2 separate regions of the Homo sapiens genome follow, and region 1 is linked to region 2. Evidence: chromatin loops called from intact Hi-C (ENCODE). Cell type or tissue: breast epithelium. All regions are shown on one strand. Each heading gives the region's core, and the rest is flanking DNA. Links, peaks and the distances in the headings are about the cores only.

The links. A loop is a pair of places that touch in the nucleus more often than their neighbours do. Peaks named below come from ENCODE experiments on the same cell type or tissue, not always from the same donor. Only the 100,000 strongest peaks of a DNase experiment are listed, where the experiment ranks them.
Region 1: a loop joins it to region 2, with 14 times the contacts of the local background. A loop is called at or near these places in 4 of 110 quality-filtered maps.

What each region holds. Positions count from the first base shown.
Region 1 is chr13:69,839,692-69,845,871 of GRCh38, forward strand. The region is part of intron 5 of KLHL1 (kelch like family member 1); the gene reads right to left. Among named protein-coding and RNA genes, the nearest start is that of KLHL1, 270 kb to the right of the region's middle. In breast epithelium, for the core only: no CTCF peak of the experiment used is centred there; no DNase peak of the experiment used is centred there.
Region 2 is chr13:70,304,445-70,310,624 of GRCh38, forward strand. No RefSeq gene overlaps it. Among named protein-coding and RNA genes, the nearest start is that of KLHL1, 200 kb to the left of the region's middle. In breast epithelium, for the core only: no CTCF peak of the experiment used is centred there; no DNase peak of the experiment used is centred there.

The DNA of each region.
Region 1 (6,180 bases), core at 799-5,798, 460 kb before region 2:
TGTGTATTAGGCAAAGTAATAGTTTCCAATAGTGAAAATTTTATACCAAAATTCAGCACCCAATAGACCAATAGAGTGAGACCAGTAGTTTTAAAGTATATTGTGTCTATTTTTTGCTATAATAGGTTATTGTCTCTGCAAATTATTTTGTGTACATTTATTTGCACACATCCAAAGTATCTTTTATTTTCCTCTTTCTCTTTCGCTCTTTAGATTATTTTTCTCCTTGATTCTTTTAGTGTCTTCTTTTTTAATGGATCCTGTTTCACTTTGAGTGACAATAAAATGTGTCCCATAGATTTAGAAAATAAATAAGTAGAAAATTTAGCATTTACTCACTGAACTTTTCTTGTACATTGATAAAAAAATTGTACCACATCTGTACACAAATGTTCATTGAATGAATAAAAATGGCAGCATGTGACTAATTAAATTTAACACTATAATTATGACTTTAATTAAAATGTGTAAGCCTACCTAATATATAAAACTATAAGAGGTGCCATAAAGAGTATAGAAACACATAAGATACACAGTATAATTTTTTTTTGAGACAAACTCTCACTCTGTCACCCAGGCTGGAGTGCAGTGGTGTGATCTCGGCTCACTGCAACCTCTGCTTCCCAGGTTCAAGCAATTCTCCTGCCTCAGTCTCCTGAGTAGTTGGGATTACAGATGTGCACCACCATGCCCAACTTATTTTTGTGTTTTTAGTAGAGACAGAGTTTCACCATGTCGGCCAGGCTAGTCTCGAACTCCTGACCTCAGGTGATCCACCCATCTCTGTCTCCCAGATTGCTGGGATTACAGGTGTGAGCCACTGTGCCTGGCCCAGAACAGTTTTAATCTGAATAAGAAACATAATATTAGTTACTAGATGCTTTGGAATTACATAAGTGAAGATGATTAATTACATTCTTGGCTCAGTTTCCTTTTGTTGTATACTAATACCTTAGCTGCCTTTCTACGCACTTTTATTTTGAACATTAACTTTATATATATATATATATGTATGTATGTATGTATGTATGTATGTATGTATGTATAGAAGATCTCCAATGGAAAGTTTTGAAAGGACTACTATTTTTAGTAAATTTTTTTTTTTTTATTCACCAAAGGGACTATTTCTAACAAGGGCCCAGTGGTGTTCATAAACTTTATAATTATGTTTCTATCTATCTACAATGACTCTTGATCATCTGTGTGTCAAATATATAGTTTCTTGTATCTGAGTCTTTTCATTGCCACAGAAGGAAAATAATTAACCTCTACAGTACTAAATTTATGTATATGTAAAGCTGGCTCTCATGAATTCTCATTTTTCTTCTCTCCTTTTCACTCCTTTTGGGAAAATTTGGGATTAGTTGATCATAAAGATACTATTCTTTCATTTGGAACACACGTTAGGAATAGCTTAACTAGATAAATAGTTAAAGCATTACAAATAAAAAATAAAAATCTTTAAACTTTTTCCCCTTCAATATCACATCTCATATTCAACATAGTATTGGAAGTCTTAGTCAGAACAATCAGGAAAGAGAAAGAAATAAAAGGCCTCCAAATTGGTAAAGAAGAAGTCAAGTTTCTCCTGTTTACTGATTATATAGTCTTATATCTAGAAAAACCAAAAGACTCAACAAAAAAAACAGTAGGTTTGATAAATAAAGTTGCAGGACATGAAATCAATATACAAAAGTCAGCAGTGTTTCTTGTTTCTATATGCTAATAACAATCTAGTTGAGAAAAAAAAACAAGTAGTCCATTTTATTTACAGTGACTAAAAAGAAAACTAGGAATAAATGTAACTAAGGAAGTGAAAGATCTCTACAGGGAAAATTACAAAACACTAATGAAAGAAATTGAAGATAACACAAACAAATAAAAAAAATCCCATGCTCACAGATCAGAAGAATTAATATCATTAAAATGACCGCATTGCTCAAATCATTCTATAGGCTAAACACAATCTCTTTCAAATTACCAAAGTCATTTTTTCACAGAATTGGATAAACAATTCTAAAATATATATAAAACATCAAACCAAAAAAGAGCCCAAATGTCAAAGCAATCCTGATCAAAAAGAACAAAACTGGAGGTATCACATTACCTGACTTAACCCAAGCAGCACGGTATTTCTCTAAAGATAGATATATAGGCCAATGGAACAGAATAGAGAGGCCAGAAATAAAGCCACGTATTTACTGCTAACTGATCTTTAAGAAAGTCAACAAGAACTTACACTTGGGAAAGGACACCCTCTTCAATAAATGGTGCTGGGAAAATTGGATAGCCACATGCAGAAGAATGAAACTAGACTCCTATCTGTCACCATATACAAAAATCAACCCAAAATGAATTAAATACACAAATGTAAGTTGCAAAACTATTAATATAAAAACACTAGAAGAAAACCTAGAGAAAGTTCTCATAAAGAGTGGTCTAAGCAAAGGATTTATGACTAAGACATCAAAAGCACAGGCAACAACAATAAAAAGACAAATGGGACTATATCAAATTAAAAAGCTTCTGCACAACAAAGGAAAAAAATCAACAAAGTGAAAAGAAAATCTGCTTAATGGGAGAAATATTAGCAAATTATTTATGCAAGAGAGGACAAATACGCAGAATGTACAGGAAACAAAAAACAACTCAACAAGAAAAAACTAATCCCATTAAAAAGTGGGCGAAGGACATGACTAGGTATTTCTCTAAAGAAAACATACAAATGGCCCAACAGGTATATGCTAAAATGCTCAACATCATTAATCATCAGAGAAATATAAATCAAAACCATAATGAAATACTATCTTATCCCAGTCAGAATGACTATTTAAGAAGACAAAAAATAACATGATGGTGTGAATGAGGAGAAAATGAAACTTACATAGTGTTTGTTGGAAGGTAAACTAGTAAAGCCACTATGGAAAACAATGTGGAGATTTCTCAAAAAACTAAAAGTAGAATTACCATTTGATCCAGCAATTCTACTACTGGATATCTACCCAAAGGAAAAGAAATCAGTATATCAAAGGATACTTGCATTCACATGTTTATTGCAGCACTATTTATAATAGCAAAGATATGGAATCAACCTACGTGCCCATCAATGGGTTAATGAATAAAGAAAATGTGGTATATATACACAATAGAATGCTACTTGGCCATAAGAAAGAATAAAATCATGCCATTTATAGCAACATGTATGGAACTGGAGGTCATTATCTTAAGTGAAATAAGCCAGGCACTAAAAGACAAATATCACATGTTCTCACTTTTATGTGGGAGTTAAGAAAATTCATTATATGGAGGTAGAGAGTTGAAAGACAGATAACAGAGACTGTAAAGGGTGAGTGGGAGATATGGAGAACAAGGAAGCAAACTGAGTTAAAGGGTAAAACTCTCAGTAAGATAGAAGGATTAAATTCAATGTATGATAGCAGAGTAGGGTGACTATACCTAACAAAAATGTATTGTTCTCAGGTGACAGACACGCCAAATACCCTGCCTTGATCACAACACACTATATGCACGTAACAAAATTTCTCATGTACTTCATAAATTTGTACAAATAAGCAAAAGACAAAAAAATAGAAAAAAAATTAGAAATGTACTCCTTTTTCATGTTTCTTCTTGCAAAATTGTAACAGAATAAAAAAGTGAATGCAAGAGTTTGGAAACAGCTTAGGTTTTAGAAAAGTAGACTCATGACATAGATTTAAATATCTTTAAATTTTGGCATATGAATGCAGAGAATAATTTATATTAAAACGAGTTTCTATGCTATCCCTAGTATTTTGATGGCTCCTTTAACTAATTAGGGTGGATTAATTTTAGCTTACAAGTAACCCTATGCCTTCTTGACTTCAGTACCATGTAAAAATAATTTTAGCATAGTATTTTTACATAAATAGGACTTGGGTTTAATTTCTCATATTTTACACTTAAAAATTATATGTTAGTGGTACAGTAAGTTATAAGTAATTTTAAAAATGATTTAGGATGGCCAAAGTACAAGATTGATTAAATGAAATTTCAATAAGTGGTATCTTCTACTGAGGTTTAATCTTGTGAATTCTTGTACAGCTACAAATCAGAAAAGGCTTCCTGTGTTAGCTTAGACTTTTTTTTTATACTTTAAGTTCTAGGGTACATGTGCACAATGTGGAGGTTTGTTACATATGTACACATGTGCCATGTTGGTGTGCTGCACCCATTAACTCGTCATTTACATTTACTTGGACAACTTTAAGGCAATAGACTAATGTTATTGATTAATTAATGATAATTTGTGAATAACTTTTCAATTTCTAAGAAAATGTTACAAACAAATACATGCAAAGATAGATAAGGATTATATCAAATTTTATAAATAATGGATAATTATAAAAGAAAAAATAAATTCTATAAAAATAAAGTATTGAAAGATCATCAACTCTATGTGCCTAGGTTTATAATATTTTAAAGTAATAAATTTAAAGAAATACAATGTTCAATGCCCATAGATGTACACATAAAAATATATTATGAATTATTTATTTCAATATATGACATGGCAAATAAAAATAAATAAGAATAAAATAAAATGAAAATAAAATGTGTCTTGTATTTAATAAAATGACCAAGGTATGCTGTATTCAAATACTATTTTCCTTTTTATGAATAAAATATTGTGTAAAATGTAACTTTGGCCTACTCCTACTCATTTTGACAAACTAAATTACTTATAACCACTGTAACCTATTGTTGTATATTTTTAAATTATTACTTGTAACAGTTTCTTGCTTATAAACACCATAGCTTGTGTTTGCATTTCGTCTCTGACAACTCTAATGACTTCATCTAAACCTCATTACCTTTAAAGGCCCTACCTCCTAATAGCATTACTGTGGGGGTTAGGCCAACCACATGTGAGTTTGGGTAGGACAGAAATATCAGCCCATAACAGATCCTACTAGGTACAATTTGATCATAATTTTATTATGAGTACTACCCAGCTTCCTATTGCCAGTTTGTTATAAAATGTTCATTTTCTGAGTAATTTGATTCAAGCAATAAGGTTTTTCTTCTGGGTTTTTTATTTATTTATTTATTTATTAAGACAACAAACATCACAGTATATAAGAACCAGAAATCTAAATCCCTTCACTTCATATGTACAAAAGAAATTTCTGTTTTCTTAGCACACATCTTGGAACTGGTACAGGACATGCTTCTTTGTTCCTATGTCAATTTATGGTGAAAACTAAAAAAAAATAAGTATTCGATCCAGGAAATATTTGCTCCCGCAGGATGAGACATCTGTGAACCCACAAAAATAGCTAGCAAGACTAGAACTTGCCCTTCAACACTTGCTTCAAGAGCCTAACCTTGCTGTGCACACTAATCCTAAGCTATTATGATATAAACTGTACATAAGCCCCACCATTTTACCACAGTGCAAAGGCTGCTTTAAAATAACCCAGGCCAAGCTCTGGAATCATAAATATCTTCTTGTGACTTTTTTCTATAGAGGATACACCAAGGCTTTGTATAGGTAGTGTTCTTTCATAGTGGAATAGGTATAATAAAGTCTGCTTGCTTATTACAAAACATATTTTGTTGTCTTATAGGAATTCAACACTGAACACATTTCACCAATAATAGCTACAAATAAATTGCAAATTCAATGAATGTACTTCTCAGAGAAGAAAATCAAATAGAATGAAAACTTACCCACTTTGTCATTCTGCTGTACATTTTAGTGTTACAAAAATATGTTTCAACTATTTATATTATGCAAAAAATTTAGCAGAAATAAAAGTTAGCTAGTTTTTGGTATTGTTTACTCTGTGAGCAATTTCAACTTAAATATGAAACCATATTATATAGTTGAAATTGCAAGTATCTATTATTTTATTTCATGTGTATTGTTTCTATATACCTGACAAAATTTCAAGTACATTTTATAAACACACAAAAAATGAGATACTGTATTTCTATAACTTATACTAGCACTTGCTCTTTGGAAAATGATGATAAAATTTAATACTAACATGAATATTTCTATGAAGGTAATGAACAAAATATCTTGAAATCATGTGGAGCATCAAGGTAAAACATAACTAAGTGGAGTTACGATGGAATACTCTGTTTCTGTTTTAAATTCTCATTTCTAATATTACTGCTTCAAGATCCTATGGG
Region 2 (6,180 bases), core at 751-5,750:
TCAAGAGCTGTGCTATCTCATAGACTCCATCTTTAGCATTGTCAACAACAAAGAGTACATCATCTGTCTTCCTTCTTTTTTCCTTTTTCTGCAAAGTTGACTCTGTAACATTTTTGAATGAAAAGAGTTACTTTCTTATTCCACTATGATGAACACTAAAATAACATTTCTCGGTAGCTCAGACATGAGCATTGGGGAATAGATGTTTTATGAGTTTCTGCTTATAGTTTTTTGTTAGTGCCTTGGTTTAATGAATATAAATTTAGGATGCATCATGTTGTAATATAATGGTTATGTTCATTTGCTAGGGCTGTTGTAACAAGTCACAGACTAGGTGACTTCAACACCGGAAATTTATTTTCCCACAGTTCTGGAAGCTAGAAGTCAGATCAAGATTTGGTTTGTGATATGGTTTGGCTCTCACCTTGAATTGTAATATTTACTTATCTGTGTCATGGGATGATCCTGGTGGGAGGTAATTGAATCATGGGGGTAGGATTTTCCTATGTTGTTCTCATGTTAGTGAGGAAGTCTCTTGAGATCTGATGATTTTATAAAAGGGAGCTCCCCTGCACATGCTATCTTGCCTGCCACCATGTAAGACATGACTTGTTCCTCATTTGCCTTCTGCCCTTGTGAGGCCTCCCCAGCCATGTGGAACTGTGAGTCAATTAAACCTCTTTTCTTTATAAGTTACCCAGTCTTGGGTATTTCTTTATTAGCAGCATGAGAACAGACTACTACAATAAATTGGTACTGGTAGAGTGGGGTGCTGCTGTAAAGATACCCAAAAATGTGGAAGTAAGTTTGGAACTGGGTAACAGGTGGAGGTTGGAACAGGGTTCAGAAGACAGGAAGATGTGGGAAAGTTTGGAACTTCCTAGAGACTTGTTGAATGGTTTTGACCGACATGCTGATAGTGATATGTACCATAAAGCCCAGGCTGATGTGGTCTCAGATGAAGATGAGGGACTTGTTGAAACTGGAGTAGAGGTCACTCTTGCTGTATAGACACTGGCGGTATTTTGCCCCAGCCCTAGAGATCTGTGGAACTTTGAACTTGAGAGACATGATTTAATGTATTTGGTCGAAGAAATTATTAAGCAGCAATATGTTGAAGAGGAAGCAAAGCATAAAAGTTTGGAAAATTTGCAGCCTGATGATTCAGTAGAAAAGAAAACCCAATTTTCTGGGGAGAAATTCAAGCCTGATGCAGAAATTTGCATAAGTAACAAGGATACCAATGGGTATCACCAAGACAATGGAGAAAATATCTCCAGAGCATGTCAGAGACCTTTGCGGCAGCCCCTCCCATCACAGGCCTGAAGCCTATGAGGAAAAAATGGCTTCATTGGCTGGGCCCAGGCACCCCTAGCATGTGCAGCCTAGCAACTTGGTGCCCTGCTTCCCAGCTGCTCCAGTCATGGCTAAAAGGGGCCAAGGTACAGCTCAGGTGGTGGCTCCAGAGGGTGCAAGCCCCAAGCCTTGGCAACTTCCATGTGGTATTGAGCCTGTAGGCTCACAAAAGTCAAGAATTGAGGTTTCGGAACCTCCACCTACCTATCAGAGGAGGTATGAAAATGCCTAATGTCTAGGCAGAAGTTTGCTGCAAGGGCAGAGCCCTCATGGAGAACCTCTGCTAGGGCAGTGCAGAAGAGAAATGTGGGGTCAGAGCCTGCACACAGAATACCCACTGGGGCACTGCCTACTGGAGTTGTGAGAAGAGGGTCACTTTCCTCCATGCCCTAGAATGGTAGATCCACTGACAGCTTGCACCATGTGCCTGGAAAAGTCACAGACACTCAAGGCCAGCCCATGAAAGCAGTCATGTGGGTAGCTGTACTCTGCAAAGCCACAAGGGTAGAGGTGCCCGAGGCAGTGGGAGCCCACCTCTTGCATCAGTGTGCCCTGGATGTGAGACACAGGGTCAAAGGAGATCATTTTGGAGGTTATGACTTGCCTGCCTCGCTGGATTTTGGATTTGCTTGGGACCTGTAGCCCCTTCATTTTGGCCAATTTCTCCCTGTATTTACCCAATGCCTGCACCCCCATTGTATCTAGGAAGTAACTAACTTGCTTTTGATTTTACTGGCTCATAGGTAAAAGGAATTAGACTTCTCTCAGATAAGACTTTGGAATGTGGACTTTTGAGTTAATGCTGAAGTAAGTTAAGGCTTCTAGGGACTGTTGGGAAGGCATGCTTGGTTTTGAAATGTGAAGAGGTTTTTTTCCCCATGTTGTTCTCATGAGAGTAAGTCTCATGAGATCTGATGGTTTTATAAAGGGGAGTTCTCCTGCATATGTTCTTTTTCCTGCCACCACGTAAGACATGACTTTGTTCCTCATTCGCTTCTGCCATGATTGTGAGGCTTCTCCAGCCATGTGGAACTGTGAGTCCATTTAACCTCTTTTATACATTACTCAGTTTCAGGTATGTCTTTTTTAGCAGCATGGGAGCAGACTAATATAGTTTGTTTTCTCCAGAGGCCTCTCTCCTTCACTTGCAGACTGCTGCCTTCTCACAGTGTCCTTAGTGGTCTTTCCTCTCTGCCTGTATCTTTGGGGTCTCTCTGGGTACCCAAATTTTCTATAAGGACACTGGTAAGGTTGGATTAGAACCCACCATAACTGCTTCATTTTAAGTCAATGACCTTTTAATGGCCCTGTCTTCAAATATAGACACATTCTTAGGTACTTAGGTTAGGTCTTCATATGAATCTTTGTGGTAACAGAATTGTCTCCATAAAAGTGCTAATCTCTGGATACAACTAGGAGTAAAACAAATATAATCCAAGTTATCATGATGCTTATATTTTAATAAAAACAGCATTTTAATATGCAGGTAAATATATAAAAAATCACTGTGATACACATTATTAAAGAAACAAATAAGAACAGAATGTAATATGCTTCAGTAGGATGCTTAGTTGATGCCTCTCCAAAGATGTGATATTCCATCTAGGTGATGAGATAATATACACCTTTTAGTTAACTTGAAAATCTTTTGCTATCAGATATAATAGCATCATTTGAAAAGGCCTGGTGAAAAAGAAAACCTGCATGTATTCAAGGACCTTATCATAGGCTTATATTGCTGTAAAATAGTGAGCAAGGAGAAGAGAGCTAGGCTACAAGTTTGTAAAGACTGCCAAAAGCCAAATGGCACAGAACATTGTAGGTCATAGCAAAGCATGAGGGTTATGATTTACATTTGAGAAAAAATCATTAAGGGGTTACAACAACTGGAATAGCATAATTAATTTATGTTTTAAAAATTTTATTTTGCTTTCTTGAATATAAATGGGGTGGGGCATAAAAGATTTTGCAGTAATTTAAAGATGAAATGAAGGTTGGAATAGGAAGTAGTAGCAAAGAGGGAAACAGTGAATAGAATTAAAACATATTTTGGAGGCAGATAAGTTCTTTTGCAGTTTGGCATATCTCTATGTCAAAACCTGTGAAGGACTAAGATTTTTTTTTCTACTGGTAAATCAAACAGCTAATCTGTCACAATTTTATTGATGCTGAAAGATGAAACAAACATCCTAGGTCACACAGAAAGACAAACATCACATGTTTTCACTTATTTGTAGGATTTAAAAATCAAAATAATTGAACTCGTGGACATTGAGAGTAGAAGGATGGTTACCAGAGGCTATGACAGTCAATGGGGGTTTTGGGCGGTGTGTATGGGTGGTTAACGGGCACAAAAATAGTAAAAACACCTTTTTGTATAAGGCGAGAGATGAGGATCCAGTTTCAAGGGTGTTTTAAAGACAAAAATCATTAATGTCTCTTCATCCCCAGCACTTCCTAGGACCTAAAATATTCTCTCCACAGGATCAGGGGTTTTTGTTCACCGTTATTACTACAAAGTCAGTGCATTCCCTTCCAATAGCTATAACTTCACCTATTTTTTAGTCATCTCTTATTCATACCCAAACTTTCAGTTTGAAATTGCCAAGTGCTAGATTGCCAAGACCATTTTTATAAATTTACGTATAACTATTGTACCCTCACTTTGGCCGGTGTTGGGTACTTTAGGGAGAATGAGAGAGCAGTTTACTAAAGCAAGTGGTCATTATGCTTAGGATCTAGGACCATATCAATCCAACAAGAGAAACCAGGTAGCTAAAGCTGATTTCTGTGTGTCTGCTGCAGCTCTTTGGGAAAACTAGCACCTTGATGTACACTAAGAAGGTAGCATGATGTCCAGTAATGATCAGGGTAGAATCCCAAATTTTCAAAATAGGTTTATACAGCCATCTATCAATTTCATCCTGAGTGTGACCCAGGACAAGGCAGTGATAGAGGATTCCTTACTGTGAACATACATTCAGTATGTTTATTTCCTTGGTGGCTTCCATTGCAATGGCAGATGGTTTCTGCAGAGATCATTTTACAAGAGAGGCATAAAATGAGTATAATGGTCATTTGTAAGTCAGGGGCTAATTCTATTTCAAAACACTGCACAGAATTTCACCCATTCAGGTGAAGGGTCAGGTCATCTCAGAGGTGGGTGTTGGAAGATCATAACATTTTCAGATCCTAAAGTAACAGGTCATGAACAGAGAGGTTCATTGAGAAATGGGTCGTGCAGATGACCTGTGTTAGAGTATAAAACATACATCCACATTTACTAGTATTTTCTAGGTGAATGACTTTATGTTCCATCTGATTACGAATAAGATAGTAAGATGGTTAACCCTGTATTTCAAACCAAATATACCTCATGTACAGTTAAAAATATTTATTAATTCTGATAAGACATTAACATGCACATAGAGATTCAAGGACACACACTATCAAACCTCTGATAATCTATGGATGAAATTCTGACTTCCAAGCAGCATAATTGAATACTCTATGTACTGTTAGGTAAGTTAAATTCTAATATTAAGATTAGTGGCATGTTTAACTGGGAAAATCATTACTATTTCATTAATACAATTTTAGGATTAAGTAATCAATTACACAACTGTTTACTGAGCATGGTGTTAGTTACATATAAAAGTTAAACCATCCATTCCTTTAGAAAGTATGACAAGTATGACATGATCTATATTATATGTCAAGATTCTCTGATAGTGGTTTGGCCACGTTTTATGACTTGCTTCCTCTTATATTTTCAATATATAAGTCCTATTTGATACTCAGTGTGCTGCTGGAAGTGGAATGTATGGGTAAGGAAAATATACTTTTACCCTTTTTGTTTTTCACTAAAGCAAAATTGGTAGTTCATGGAGACAGCCCTCCAAATGAGGTTTTCAAAATGCAGAAATAATATTATTTGCCTTATTTACAACATATTATGAAGATTAAAACCTGGATAAAATAATCCACAAGGGTATCTATAATTAAGGAAAAGCCACACACATGTAGTCCCAAAGCTGCTAGTTAAATAAAAGGAAGGAAAGGGAAAGGAAATTAAATGAAGAATGAAATACTGAAACAAAAGACAGTCCACATGGGTCTAAGGAAAAGAGAAAGATTGCTTGTAAAATGTGTTAGACATGGTGATCAAGGAAGAAAGTACCTATAGACAGGGCAATACCCTGAGTGGTTAGGATCATGAAGGGTAAGTGCTATAGAGATCTGTGAGGGGATTGGCAAGAAGTAGCACTGAGTGGCTGGTATAATTAAATAAAAAGTAAAGACAAAAATGCTAAAGTAATTGTTTAGCTAGGGAATCATTTTTTAAACAAATCTGATCATCTGGATCCTTTAATTAAAACAACTACAATACTAACACTACAATACTAACAACCACAACAATAAAAACCTCTGTCAATTCCTCGTTGCAAACCACTCATTACTCTCTGGTCTGTAATGCCCGTGCTGTGTTAACAATACTTACAAATATCCTTTGTGCATACTGGTTTCTTTCTGTTAAAGACCTCCACCTTTTGCACTTGGAAAACTTCTAATTTCATTCGTGATCGCTTTCACAGAAAACTCCTCAAATTCCTTCAATCAAAGTTAATTGTTTTTGTCCCTTTAGTAAAAGTTTGAGCTGTTTGAGCACTAACCATATGGTACTGTAATTTTTTTGGCGCTTCTCCTTCACCCCTCACGGCAAGCTCCTCTAGGCCAGAGATCGTGAACACTTCATGTTTCATTCTTTTATTTTGTAACTCAGTGCTTAGTGTATCACAAGTAATTGTTAAATGAAAATTATCA